Regions from separate parts of the Homo sapiens genome. Here all the other regions are linked to region 4. The links are chromatin contacts, found by Hi-C or POLR2A ChIA-PET in ENCODE. All regions are on one chromosome and are shown on one strand. The core of a region is the stretch at or near the end of the contact, and the rest is flanking DNA. Distances in the headings are between cores, read along the strand shown. Region 1 holds the start of PARP4 (poly(ADP-ribose) polymerase family member 4). Region 2 overlaps LOC105370115 (a long non-coding RNA gene). Region 3 holds the start of SPATA13 (spermatogenesis associated 13). Region 4 holds the start of MICU2 (mitochondrial calcium uptake 2).

The links. A loop is a pair of places that touch in the nucleus more often than their neighbours do. ChIA-PET counts read pairs that join two places held with the same protein, here RNA polymerase II (POLR2A). Pooled maps may share reads with other maps.
Region 1: a pooled map shows a loop between it and region 4 (17-fold over the local background). The contact joins the promoter of PARP4 here to the promoter of MICU2 in region 4. A Hi-C loop is called at or near these places in 11 of 50 pooled maps.
Region 2: a loop to region 4 is called in a pooled map, with 4 times the contacts of the local background. The contact joins the enhancer-like site here to the promoter of MICU2 in region 4. A Hi-C loop is called at or near these places in 1 of 168 maps with a recorded cell type or tissue (CD4-positive, alpha-beta T cell) and 5 of 50 pooled maps. POLR2A ChIA-PET finds 5 or more read pairs at or near these places in 1 of 52 experiments (HCT116).
Region 3: a map of CD8-positive, alpha-beta T cell shows a loop between it and region 4 (32-fold over the local background). The contact joins the promoter of SPATA13 here to the promoter of MICU2 in region 4. A Hi-C loop is called at or near these places in 3 of 168 maps with a recorded cell type or tissue (CD8-positive, alpha-beta T cell and naive thymus-derived CD4-positive, alpha-beta T cell) and 9 of 50 pooled maps. POLR2A ChIA-PET finds 5 or more read pairs at or near these places in 2 of 52 experiments (OCI-LY7 and activated B cell).

What each region holds. Positions count from the first base shown.
Region 1 is chr13:24,511,445-24,514,144 of GRCh38, reverse strand. It overlaps PARP4 (poly(ADP-ribose) polymerase family member 4), which reads left to right and starts at 1,367. Exons shown (of 34, transcript NM_006437.4): 1 at 1,367-1,439. All of the region lies in intron 1 of LOC105370117 (a long non-coding RNA gene), which reads right to left. RefSeq lists a silencer at 1,210-1,369.
Region 2 is chr13:23,965,441-23,968,140 of GRCh38, reverse strand. All of the region lies in intron 4 of LOC105370115 (a long non-coding RNA gene), which reads right to left. Among named protein-coding and RNA genes, the nearest start is that of C1QTNF9B, 69 kb to the right of the region's middle. Within about 2 kb of position 1,385, at least 5 of the 41 ENCODE cell types and tissues checked have a DNase peak (open chromatin) inside an H3K27ac peak, as active enhancers do; they include CD4-positive, alpha-beta T cell, where a contact is called at or near this core.
Region 3 is chr13:24,159,368-24,162,067 of GRCh38, reverse strand. SPATA13 (spermatogenesis associated 13) reads right to left here and starts at 1,348. Exons shown (of 13, transcript NM_001166271.3): 1 at 1,136-1,348. RefSeq lists a silencer at 1,398-1,457.
Region 4 is chr13:21,602,866-21,605,568 of GRCh38, reverse strand. It overlaps MICU2 (mitochondrial calcium uptake 2), which reads left to right and starts at 1,399. Exons shown (of 12, transcript NM_152726.3): 1 at 1,399-1,630. The coding sequence starts at 1,421. RefSeq lists enhancers at 1,216-1,285, 1,067-1,685, 1,686-2,305 and a silencer at 1,456-1,665.

The sequences.
Region 1 (2,700 bases), core at 118-2,617, 2.9 Mb before region 4:
TTCCATGTCTTTCCTATTGTGAAGCGTGCTGTGACGAACATACTAGTGCATGTGTCTTTTTGGTAGAATGAGTTCTCTTGTTTTGAATATGTACCCAGTAATGGGATAGCTGGGTTGAATAGCAGTTCTGTTTTCAGCACTTTGAGAAATCTTCAAACTGGTTTCCACAGTGGTTCAACTAATTTACATTCCCACTGACAGTGTATAAGCATTTCCTTTTCAATAAAGCCTTGCCAGCATCTGTTGTTCCTTGACTTTTTAATAATAACCATTCTGACTGGTGTAAGATGGTATCTCATTGCAGTTTTAATTTGCACTTTTCTGATAATTAGTTATGCTGGGCTTTTTTTCATGCTTGTTGACCATTTGCACATCTTCTATTGCATATTCTCTATTTATTGAGACTTTGTTCTCCTGGTTGTTTCTTTCAGTTATTTTTCTATGTTTCCTTTCACTTTTTGTCCATGTTTAAGACAGTTTATTTGAAGTATTTGTCTAATAATTCCTATGTCTGTGCTTCCTCAGCTCAGGGACAATTTCTGTTCATTTCTTTTTTCCTTTGAATTGGCCATTTTTTCGCCTTTTTTTTTGCATGCCTCATAATTTTTTGTTGAAGATTGGACATTTTGAGCATTACGATGTGGTAACTCTAGGAATCAGTCTCTCTCCTCCCCCAGAATCTCTTGTTGTTTCTTAGACAACCCTATAGAGTAGGTTGTAATGATGAAACTTGGTAAATTACCTTGTCCCCAGCCCCCTTGGTAATAAATTGTGGAGTCAGGATTCAACCCCATACCCTTTCCACTGTATTCTCTACTCTATCCTTTCTATTCTCATTTTATTCAGTATCCTAAAAATCTGAATCTTCCCCATTGCTTTATTCCCATTTCAGTGAATCTCAGATCTGTATCTCCAGCCCCCTGCCTCTCTTGAATGGCAGATAAATATATTTCCAACTAGTTACACTGTCACGAATTTCAAACGCAGGAAGGCTTAAAGTAAATTTATTATCTCACTCTCCTGTTTCCACGAACTTTCCCGAAATTTTCTTCTTTCCCGGCCTTGTGAATCCCTTCCATTTCTCAGTTAAAGGACAGCACCATCCACCCACCTCTCTCAAAGCCGAGCTTTGTATTAATCCTCATTGACAAAATCCCTCCTGAAATATGAAACTGAAAGCCCTGAACCCTCCGGCTGATCTTGGAAGAGAAACCCCGCCAGAGGCCGGGGACCCGCTCCCCACCTGGCGGACCCGATTCCGGGCGCGTTCCGGCTATCGTCCCTGCTTGGGACGCTGCGCCCGCCTGGTGCGGGGCGGGGTTCCGGCGCAGTGGCGCCCGCCCAGCCCCGGGGGCAGGGAGAGCCTAGATTACGGAAGTACCGCGAGCAAGGAGCGCGGAATCGGGGAGCGTCCGGAGCTAGCTGGATCCTCTAGGCAGGTGCGTGGGCGCTGCGGGGTGGGGGGCTGCAAAGGTCCCTGTAGTCCTAGCCAGGAAGTGGCCCGCGTACTACTTTCCCGCCAGTGGCTGCACCCTTGCCCTGCGCGGCGTTGGCGCTGTGGGCCTGACGGCGCTGCTAGGCTCGGGAGTGGACTAGCTAGTGCAGCCAGCGCCCTCGGGGAGGGATATTGCGGTCGTTCCGCTCTGCCCCGCGGCGCAGCCCTGGTGACGAGAAACCGGGTGCGGTGGGGGGCGCCCACCGGAGCCGACAGTCACACCAAGTCTCCGCACCCCGTGCGGTGCGGTTCGCAGTAGCACGCGTTGTTTCTTGTTTCCAGTATGCCAAACGGCCTTCTTTCCTAAAGTTAGGTTTCGAATTGTGCAAAAAGTAAGGTGGTTTGGTGAGTAATCAGGAAGTACTATCTGACCTCGTGAGTCATTGGGAACACCGTGATAGAAACAATGTGTTTGTTGAGGTCCAAAGTTGAAAACCTCTAACTCAGTTAAGTAATTCCTGCTAGGAGGGCCGAATGGTTCACCCAGGGATCGAGTTGGTAGATCACAGGTTCTAGAAAACTAAGGCGCTGCTAAATATTCAAGCCCAAGCACTTTCAATTCTGGACTGCTGGATGACAACAATTATATGACAATATCCAAGCATAGTGCTATGATAAAGGGGAAGTTCGCTCTGAGATGTGCGTGTTGCAGACTCATTACATCTGACTTTATCATTTATTAAGTAAACATTAGGTCTTGTTTGTGTGCGTAGAGCTACTGTATATCATGTAGGAGTGAAATAAAAGTAGTACCTTTGTTGTTTAAGGGTTTAATAAACCCATTAGGGAGGTGCATTACTGATGCCATTTGAGTCCAAAATGCAAATAGTGTCAGAAGGCTTTTCTGTAATCCTGGGCTTTAATGGATACGTGAGAGTTTTTAGTAAGCAAGCTTTTATTGAATGCCCACTGTATATCAAAAGTGATCTTAGCGTGTGCTGACTCACACACTTCGGAAGGCGGAGGCTGTAGAATCAAGACTGCCCAGAAAGGGACTCCTCAGGGTTTTCCGAGAGGAGGAAATGCCAGTGGTAAAGACGAAGACCTGTGAAGCAGGAAGCCACTTGATTCCACCTACACCAATGGTTTATGGAGCAGCCAAGAGTTTGTGAGGAGGCGCGCTGAGGGTTTCTTAGGAATCGGGGCTGTTCCCTGCTGTCTTTGGGTGGAAGACACTCTGTGAATGTTATTTGGGGAAGAAGCTG
Region 2 (2,700 bases), core at 136-2,635, 2.4 Mb before region 4:
ATGCCCATCAATGATAGACTGGATAAAGAAAATGGGGGCACATATACACCATAGAATACTATGCAGCCATAAGAAAGGATGAGTTCATGTCCTTTGCGGGTACATGGATGAAGCTGGACACCATCATTCTCAACAAACACACATGGAACAGAAAATCAAACACATGTTCTCACTCATAAGTGGGAGTTGAACAATGAGGACATGTGGACACAGGGAGGGGAACATCACACACTGGGGCCTGTCGCAGGGTGGGGGTCTAGGGGAAGGATAGCATTAGGAGAAATACCTAATGTAGATGACAGGTTGATGAGTGCAGCAAACCACCATGGTACCTGCACATTCTGCACATGTATCCAATAACTTAAAGTATAATAATAATTTTAAAAAGGCCGGGCATGGTGGTTCACTCCTGTAATCCCAGCACTTTGGGAGGCCGAGGCCGGTGGATCACAAAGTCAGGAGTTCGAGACCATCCTGGCTAACACAGTGAAACCCCGTCTCTATTAAAAATACAAAAAAGTTAGCCAGGCTTGATGGCACACGCCAATAGTCCCAGCTACTTGGGAGGCTGAGGCAGGAGAACTGCTTGAACCCAGGAGGTGGAGGTTGCAGTGAGCCGAGATTGTGTCATTGCACTCCAGCCTGGGTGACAGAGCAAGACTCCATCTCAAAAAAAAAAAAAAGAAAAATAGAAAGTAGGTAAAATTAATTGTAATAATATATCTCATTTAACTAAAAAAAAAGTGCATTACTAGACACTCTTTAGGGCTGTAATAATTCCAATAAAATACTCTAAGGAATACTTGCCCCAGTAACAGCATCTCCGCCGATAAACTGATGACAACTCTGACTTCATGCCTTTGGAACCAATAAACTCTGTTCCTAAGTAGGTTACATGAACCTCTCTCTTCCTGCTAAAAAAAAGCGTCCCTTTACCTTTCAGCAGATGGCACTTGTGGGTTGCCACTCTGTGAATCTCTGATAAACCACTTTTTCCACTCCTGAATAAATTCAACATATCTGGAAGTAAGATTCTTAAGTGTCTTTTTTTTTAGGTTGACATACTCTGTGGTCAGAAGTGGGATGAAACAAGGGTACCTTTAAAACAGATCGGCAACCTTTGGGACAAGACGAGGTACACACAATTGAGCTGTACTTCCGCGGATTGCCTTTTTTCTACCCAGGTACATCTCTCAGGTCAGGCTTCCTTCCTTTGATAGCAGCTGTCTGTTGAGCTTATTTAGGACCTGAGTGGGTTAAGTCACTGTAGTAAAGGCTCTCGTATCCCTTCTGGGACTATAAAAGACTTTTTATGTATTCTGGCAAGTCACGCAAACTGTCTTTTTACTAGAAATGACTTGCCAGAATAGATAAAAAGTCTTTGTTTGTGTTTCTGATCCTGGTAAATGAACTTTTGGTTTCAGTTTTGTTCTGAGTTGTTAGCATATTCTTATACATTTGTTTACTGCTTGCTTTTTCCCCCATTTGTTTCTGAACATCTTTCAAGAACAAAATTTGCTTTCTAAAATGGTAGGCAAGGGTTGACCCTTTAAAAGCCATTAGGGTAGTTGCCACCATTCTGTGAGGGATGTCAGTCTCCAGAGAAAAAGTCTGTTGTTAGAATCAACTGGTACAAAGACAGAGAAAAGTATCACTTGGGGGCCTGCCAGTTAAAAAAAATCATGTATCCAGGGAAAACTTGGTCATGGGGTGCGGGATGGGCAGTCAGTGCGCAGGCTGGGGCCAAGTCAGACAAAAATCCTGTGCCAGGCACACTAAAACAAGCACCGGTCCAAACCCCTAACATACAGAAATCGGCAAAGTTTGCAGGTTAAATCACTGCCCAGGTAGCGTCGGTCAGCATGGAGTACTCTGATAGATATGCCACCAATCAACAAGATACATAAAAGAAGAAAGATTTCAATACCTCTCCTGCTCAACTCAAGATAAAGATACAGGGAGGGAGATGGGACAGATGTCTTAATAACATCAAACCAAAAAACCCATGGGGTCTTTTGTTTTTGTTCTTGTTTTGTCATGTAAAGAATGTATCCATGCATTAAGGAATGTTTTTGCTGTGATTAAAAATAAAGAGTTGTATTTTTGAAAAGAATGTCTTATCTCTTTGAGGTATACACTTGAAGTGGTTGCAAATTAAAGTATATGATGTGCAAGTTTGTTTTAGAATAACCTGTCAAAGTGGGAGGGGGTGAGTACATATGAAACAAAATTGATGAAGTTGGTAATGGCTGAAGGTGGAAAATGAGTTTAACTCTTTTATTTTTTGCATGCTTAAAATCTTCCACGATAAAAATGTTTTAATGTAGCTATGGAACTATACAGGAAGGAATACATCTTCAAAAACAAGCTTTCTACTAATAGAAGAGCCACTAACAGTACTAATGGTACTCTAGTAATAGACTATCAATTTTTTACTGTATTTATCCCCTTGTTTCAGACTCATCTGTTTCTGTGTTCATCATTCCTTCTAGGCGGTGTTTCTCCATCTCAGCACTATGGACATTTGGAGTCAGATCGTTCTTTGCTAGGGGGTTGTTCTGTGCACAGCAGAATGTTTGGCAGCATTCCTGGACTCCACCTACCAGATGCCAGGAGCACATTTGTTCCTTAACCCCTATTTATAACAATCAAAAACACCTACAGACATTGCCAAAGGCCCAAGGAGAGGAGAGGGCACTC
Region 3 (2,700 bases), core at 99-2,598, 2.6 Mb before region 4:
CACCCCGAGAATAATGCAGTGAGGAAGTTTGCAAGACGGGGGAGGGGGACATTAGGAAAAAAGGAGAATTTGTTGGGAAAGGTGGAAAAAGAAAAGGAGTGAGATTTCTCCGCCTGTTAGCAAGGGGAATAAAGGAGAGCAAATCGCTGGGTGACCAGGAAAGGTTCACAGAGAAGAAAACACGAGGCAGCAAAAACCGAAGGTGGGGACAGAGAAAATGCTGGCAGGGGGAGGTGCATAATATAAGGCTATGGGAAGCCATGGGAACAAGAGCTGAATAAATTCACAGTATTATTCTATTTATCCACATCCCTATGCAATGCTGGGAAGCAAATGACCCACAGGGTTTTGTTTGCTTGCTTTGGTTTGGTTTTCCTGCACTTGGAGGGAGGGGAAATTTGCTCAAGCTCTGTAACCTTGCAGTCAGATGGGTGGCCCAGCCCAAGTCACCCGAGCTCCCCCTGACGCTGGCAGCAGCGCGGGCTTCTACCTGCCTGGGGCTGGAGTACCAATTCCCCCACCTCCTGCACAGAATGGGACCAAACCAACTCCGCCAATGCATTCCCTGCAGTCCACAGACGATGGGCACCGGGTCCCAAAATCTTTCCCCTGGGACGAGACTCCGCTGGTACCAAGAGAAACTTGCTTTCTAAACTAAGCTCTCCAACCGCATCGCTCCGGGTCCCCGGAGGCACCAGCCACGCCACCCGATGGAGCAGAGCGTTACAGGGCTCCGCCGCGCCAGGCTCCCCAGACTCTGCCACCCCCACGGCCGCCCCTGTAGGCCAGGCCCCGCGAGCTGGGAGCGCGGGTGAAGTTACAAGGCGACCTCCCTGCAGGCTTCCGGCTGGAAACGGCCTTTTGCGAGAACACCACGTGCATGTCCTCCCAAAAGCGATGGTGCCGGGTGGCCCAGAGGGCGCAGAGCCACCGCCGGGCAGGGAGCGGGCGCACGGACCTAACAGGTGAGCACCCGGTAGCCTCCACCGGCGGGGGAAGCAGAGGCCAAGCAGCTGGGAGCTGGACATCCCGAAGCCCCGAGGCAGTCCACTGGGACTCAAATCCTCCCGATATTCTACCTAACAGCCCATGCCCGCGCCCGCCCGGCAGAGCCGCGCGCCCGAAGCCGTCTTACCTCCTGCGGCGCCTCTTGGCGGAGCCTACAAAGTCAGCGTGTCCAACACGTCCCTGCCCTCAGAGCCACCTCCGGTGCCGGCGGAGCCCCGAGGTCGCCGCACTCTCGGAGGAGCCTGGGATCCAGTGCGCGCCCTCGGAGCTAGCGACCGGCAGGGCGATCGCGGGAGAAAGCGCAACGCACACTCTCCTCCCGCGCCGCGGCAGCACACTCAGCCAAGCCACGCCCCAGCCCCGCTCCCCACCAGGCCACGCCCCCAGCCCGGCTCTTCCCCCCGCCCCATATCAGGCCACGCCCCCGGTTAGCTCACTCCCTCAGGCCACACCCTCGGCCACGCCCCCACACTACCAACCACAGCCGGGGACCCCACCCATCAAAAACAGTTCCCCGGCCAGGCGCAGTGGCTCTTGCCTGTAATCCTAGCACTTTTGGAGGCCGAGGTGGGCGGATCACCTGAGGTCAGGAATTTGAGAGCAGCTTGGCCAACATGGTGAAACCCCGTCTCTAATAAAAATAAAAATTAACCGGGCGTGGTGACAGGCGCCTGTGATCCCAGCTACTCAGGAGGCTAAGGCAGGAGAATCACTTGAACCCGAGAGGCGGAGGTTGCAGTGTGCCGAGATCGCGCCACTGCACTCCAACCTGGAGGACACAGCCAGACTCCGTTTTTTAAAAAAAGAAACAAACAAAAATAGTTCCCTCAGCCACCAGCCAGCCCCCACCCCCCAGGGCGGGAAGAGGAGTCTCATCTCCGGGGCAACCGTGCCCCACTGCCCACTGCCTGGGCCAGAAGTTCACTCCCTGTGAAAGGAAAACGCAGGGTAGGGATTTTTAAACCTACATGTTTCCCAGGGCCTGGGGCAAGTCTTGAGTAGACTGTTGCAGTAAACCGACTCAAAGGCCTATCACCTTTCTTGTGAGGCTCAAGGCCTAATCATTAATTGACATGAAAACCACAGAAGAGAAGCAAACCCTTCTGTGCTGGGATCTGTGCCCCAGTGCTCCATGTTCCCTGATAGGCAGCTAATGGAATTCATAAAATAAATGCATGCTTTCTACCAGTGTAGTTTTTTAGATGATTCATTTAGTGGCCAGCACTATTATTTATAAATGTCTATTGTCTTTTATAATCAAAGAACAATACCCACAATCTGTAAAATAAAAAACAAAAATTATATTACCCAATGAAAAGTGAAAATTAATTTTATGTATGTTTTTTAAAATATTGAAAAAACTCTGTATGACATTATAATGGTGGCTTCATGTCATTATGCATTTCTCAAAACTCACAGAATGAACAGCATGCGGCGTGAGCCTCCTGTAAGTAATGGACTTAGTTCATCTTAATGTAACAACATGGGCCCATCAATCATAACACATGTGCCACTCGAATGTAAGATGTCAGTACAAGCAGCTGTGTGTGGAGGGAGGGGCGTGAGGGAGTACATCAGAACTCCGTGTACTTTCCATTCCTGTTTTCTAAACCTAAAACTGCTCTAAAAATAGTCTATTAATTAAAGCACACTCCAAGATTAATGATAATTATCTGTGGGTGGTGGAAATAT
Region 4 (2,703 bases), core at 150-2,649:
CACAGGGCAGAAGTAAACCAAACCTTGACCACAGTAAACGCACATCTGTCATGAGCCTACCATGTGCCAGGCATTTGGCTAGTCACTTTATATAAAATATCTCATTTAGCTTCCCCACCCCAAACTGTAAGAGGGTTGTTCACAGATGAAAAAATTGAGACTCAAAGAGATTAAATACCTTACCCCAAATAGCAGTGATCATCTACCAAATCGTGAGTTATTTACAAATGAGAAAATGGAGACTCAGAGAGATTAAATAATTTGCCCCAAACCACAGTGATCATCCTGGTAGAGCTAAGATTCAAACCTTGAGGTCTGGCTCACAAGTCGGTGAAGTGAGGCTCATCTCTCTACTTCCTACCTGGGAAGGCACACTGAAAAGTAAGTCCAGAAGCTGACGGAAAAGTGAGGAACCTCTGACTGCAGATTAATTTAGACAAGCGGGCTAAGAGAAAGGGAGCAAGGATTAAGGGCAGATAATAACAAAGGGATCCACGGAACTTCCACTGAATGATCAAATTAGATTTCGTGTGACAGGTTTTTGTTTTTGTTTCTTGAAGTTTTGTTTTGTGCAAAACTTCAAGACAGCAGTGATTATGTGATTAGGAGTCTTGGCCCCTTTGATGTTGGCTCCGTTACTGCATGCCCAACTAAAGCTTCTAATAGCTGGGGACATTTCAGAGGCTGAACAAAGAGTTTATTAAAAAGAGTTACTCAGGAAAAGTGAAGACCAAAGAATGGAGGATTGGAGGCTGTTAAATAAAACCAAGTAGTCTGCCTCAGCTACATCACTTATCACCAATGCAACAGCCAGGACTGGAGGTATCGTTCTAAATCTGCACTGGGGAAAACCTCTGGGTCCCTGATGATAGAGACATGGGGCTGGTGTGCTGCTGTCTCTGACTTTTAGTTCTAGGTAGGATAAGAGCTACTATCAAACCTTTTGTTGAAACTGAATTTAAATTCATTATAAGCAAATAGTGAGGGACTGAAATAAACAGAATGCCTTGTCTGAGAGTTGTTTTAGCAGAAATGAAAGAACAGTCAAGACTATAAGCATAGGAAGACATGAACAACACAGATGCAGAAGAGACTATTTCAAAAAACGTTTCACAGTTTTACAAGGTGAAAAAATGAAAAGGAGAAACCTGCCCACACAACCGAGGGCACTATCTTGTTTTGGACTAGGAAGTCATATTATACTGTCTTGATACTCTTCCTGTCATCCCATCCCCACAGCCTTAGAAGGCAGCCCCGGAACCGAAGGCCACCTCTTGCGGCTGCGAGCGTCGCCTCAGCAACCGCACCCACGGCGCAGGCCCGGTAGGCGGGGCGGAAGCCTGTCGGATGTCGCGAGAGTTCCCAAGCGGTAGGCGGCGGCGCCGGGAGAGAAGCGCCGCCTAGCTGCGCTTCCGCAAAGATGGCGGCGGCTGCGGGTAGCTGCGCGCGGGTGGCGGCCTGGGGCGGAAAACTGCGACGGGGGCTCGCTGTCAGCCGACAGGCTGTGCGGAGTCCCGGCCCCTTGGCAGCGGCAGTGGCCGGCGCGGCCCTGGCAGGAGCAGGAGCGGCCTGGCACCACAGCCGCGTCAGTGTTGCGGCGCGGGATGGCAGTTTTACAGTCTCCGCACAGGTACAGGACTAACTCCTTCTGCTAGCCCCAGTCAAGCTCCTCCCTCCCCTGACGCCCTTAGGCGGGGAGTGGTTTGGCTCTGGGCGGCTCTCCCGGAGCCGTGGGTGGAGGTGCCGCTGCGGATCGGAGCGCCCTGCGACTGGTGGGACTCGCTCCTTCCTGGACCGGCCCCCGGCCTGAGTCCCCGAGGGCCTTCGAGGCTGGTGACCGGAGATTCTGCCTCCCTTGGGAGAACCCCGCGGACGCTGAACACCACGGCCCACAAAACTGGCCGCACTAATTTAGTGGTGATGAGTGTGGGCGTGTCTTAATTCGAGGCTCCTAATTCAGAATCTCACTGCGCCTCGCCTCTTGCTACCTCTCTGGTCAGTGAAGTGGCATTCACATCCGCAGGTGGTTTGCGTCCAGTTACCCCTGTGGGATATACCTTTGTTAAGCTTTGCAACTAAGTTTTACGATCTTTTCTTTGTATAGCATGATGAAGTTCTGTCGATTGCTTTTTTAAGTCACGAATGTGTCAGCCACAAAAATTAACCAGTTGATTTCCAGATTTTATTATCAACTTTAAGGAACATTATTGCATGATTATAAACCTTAATATCTTAGTGGACCATAAGTTCTAAGCAAAAATTGCTCCTAAAACCTCCATCTATTAAAGACAAGAGTCCGCCGGGCGCGGTGGCACACGCCTTTAATCCCAGGGCTTTGGGAGGCCGAGGCGGGTGGATCTCCTGAGGTCAGGAGTTCGAGACCAGCCTGGCCAACATGGTGAAGCCGCTCCCCACCCCAGCCCCGCCCCCCCGGTCTCTACTAAAAAATATAAACAATTAGCTGGGTGTGGTGGCGGGAGGCTGAAGTAGGAGAACCGCTTGAATCCGGGAGGCGGAGGTTGCAGTGAGCCAAGATCGAGCCATTGCACTCCAGCCTGAGCTACAAGAGCGAAACTCCGTCTCAAAAAAAAAAAAAAAAGATTCAAGTTCCCTATTTCAGGATAAATGATGTTGTAACGCATTTGAAAATTTGAATGAGTAGTGCTTTAAAATTTTTGTAGACTTAGTAAGTTTTTACATATG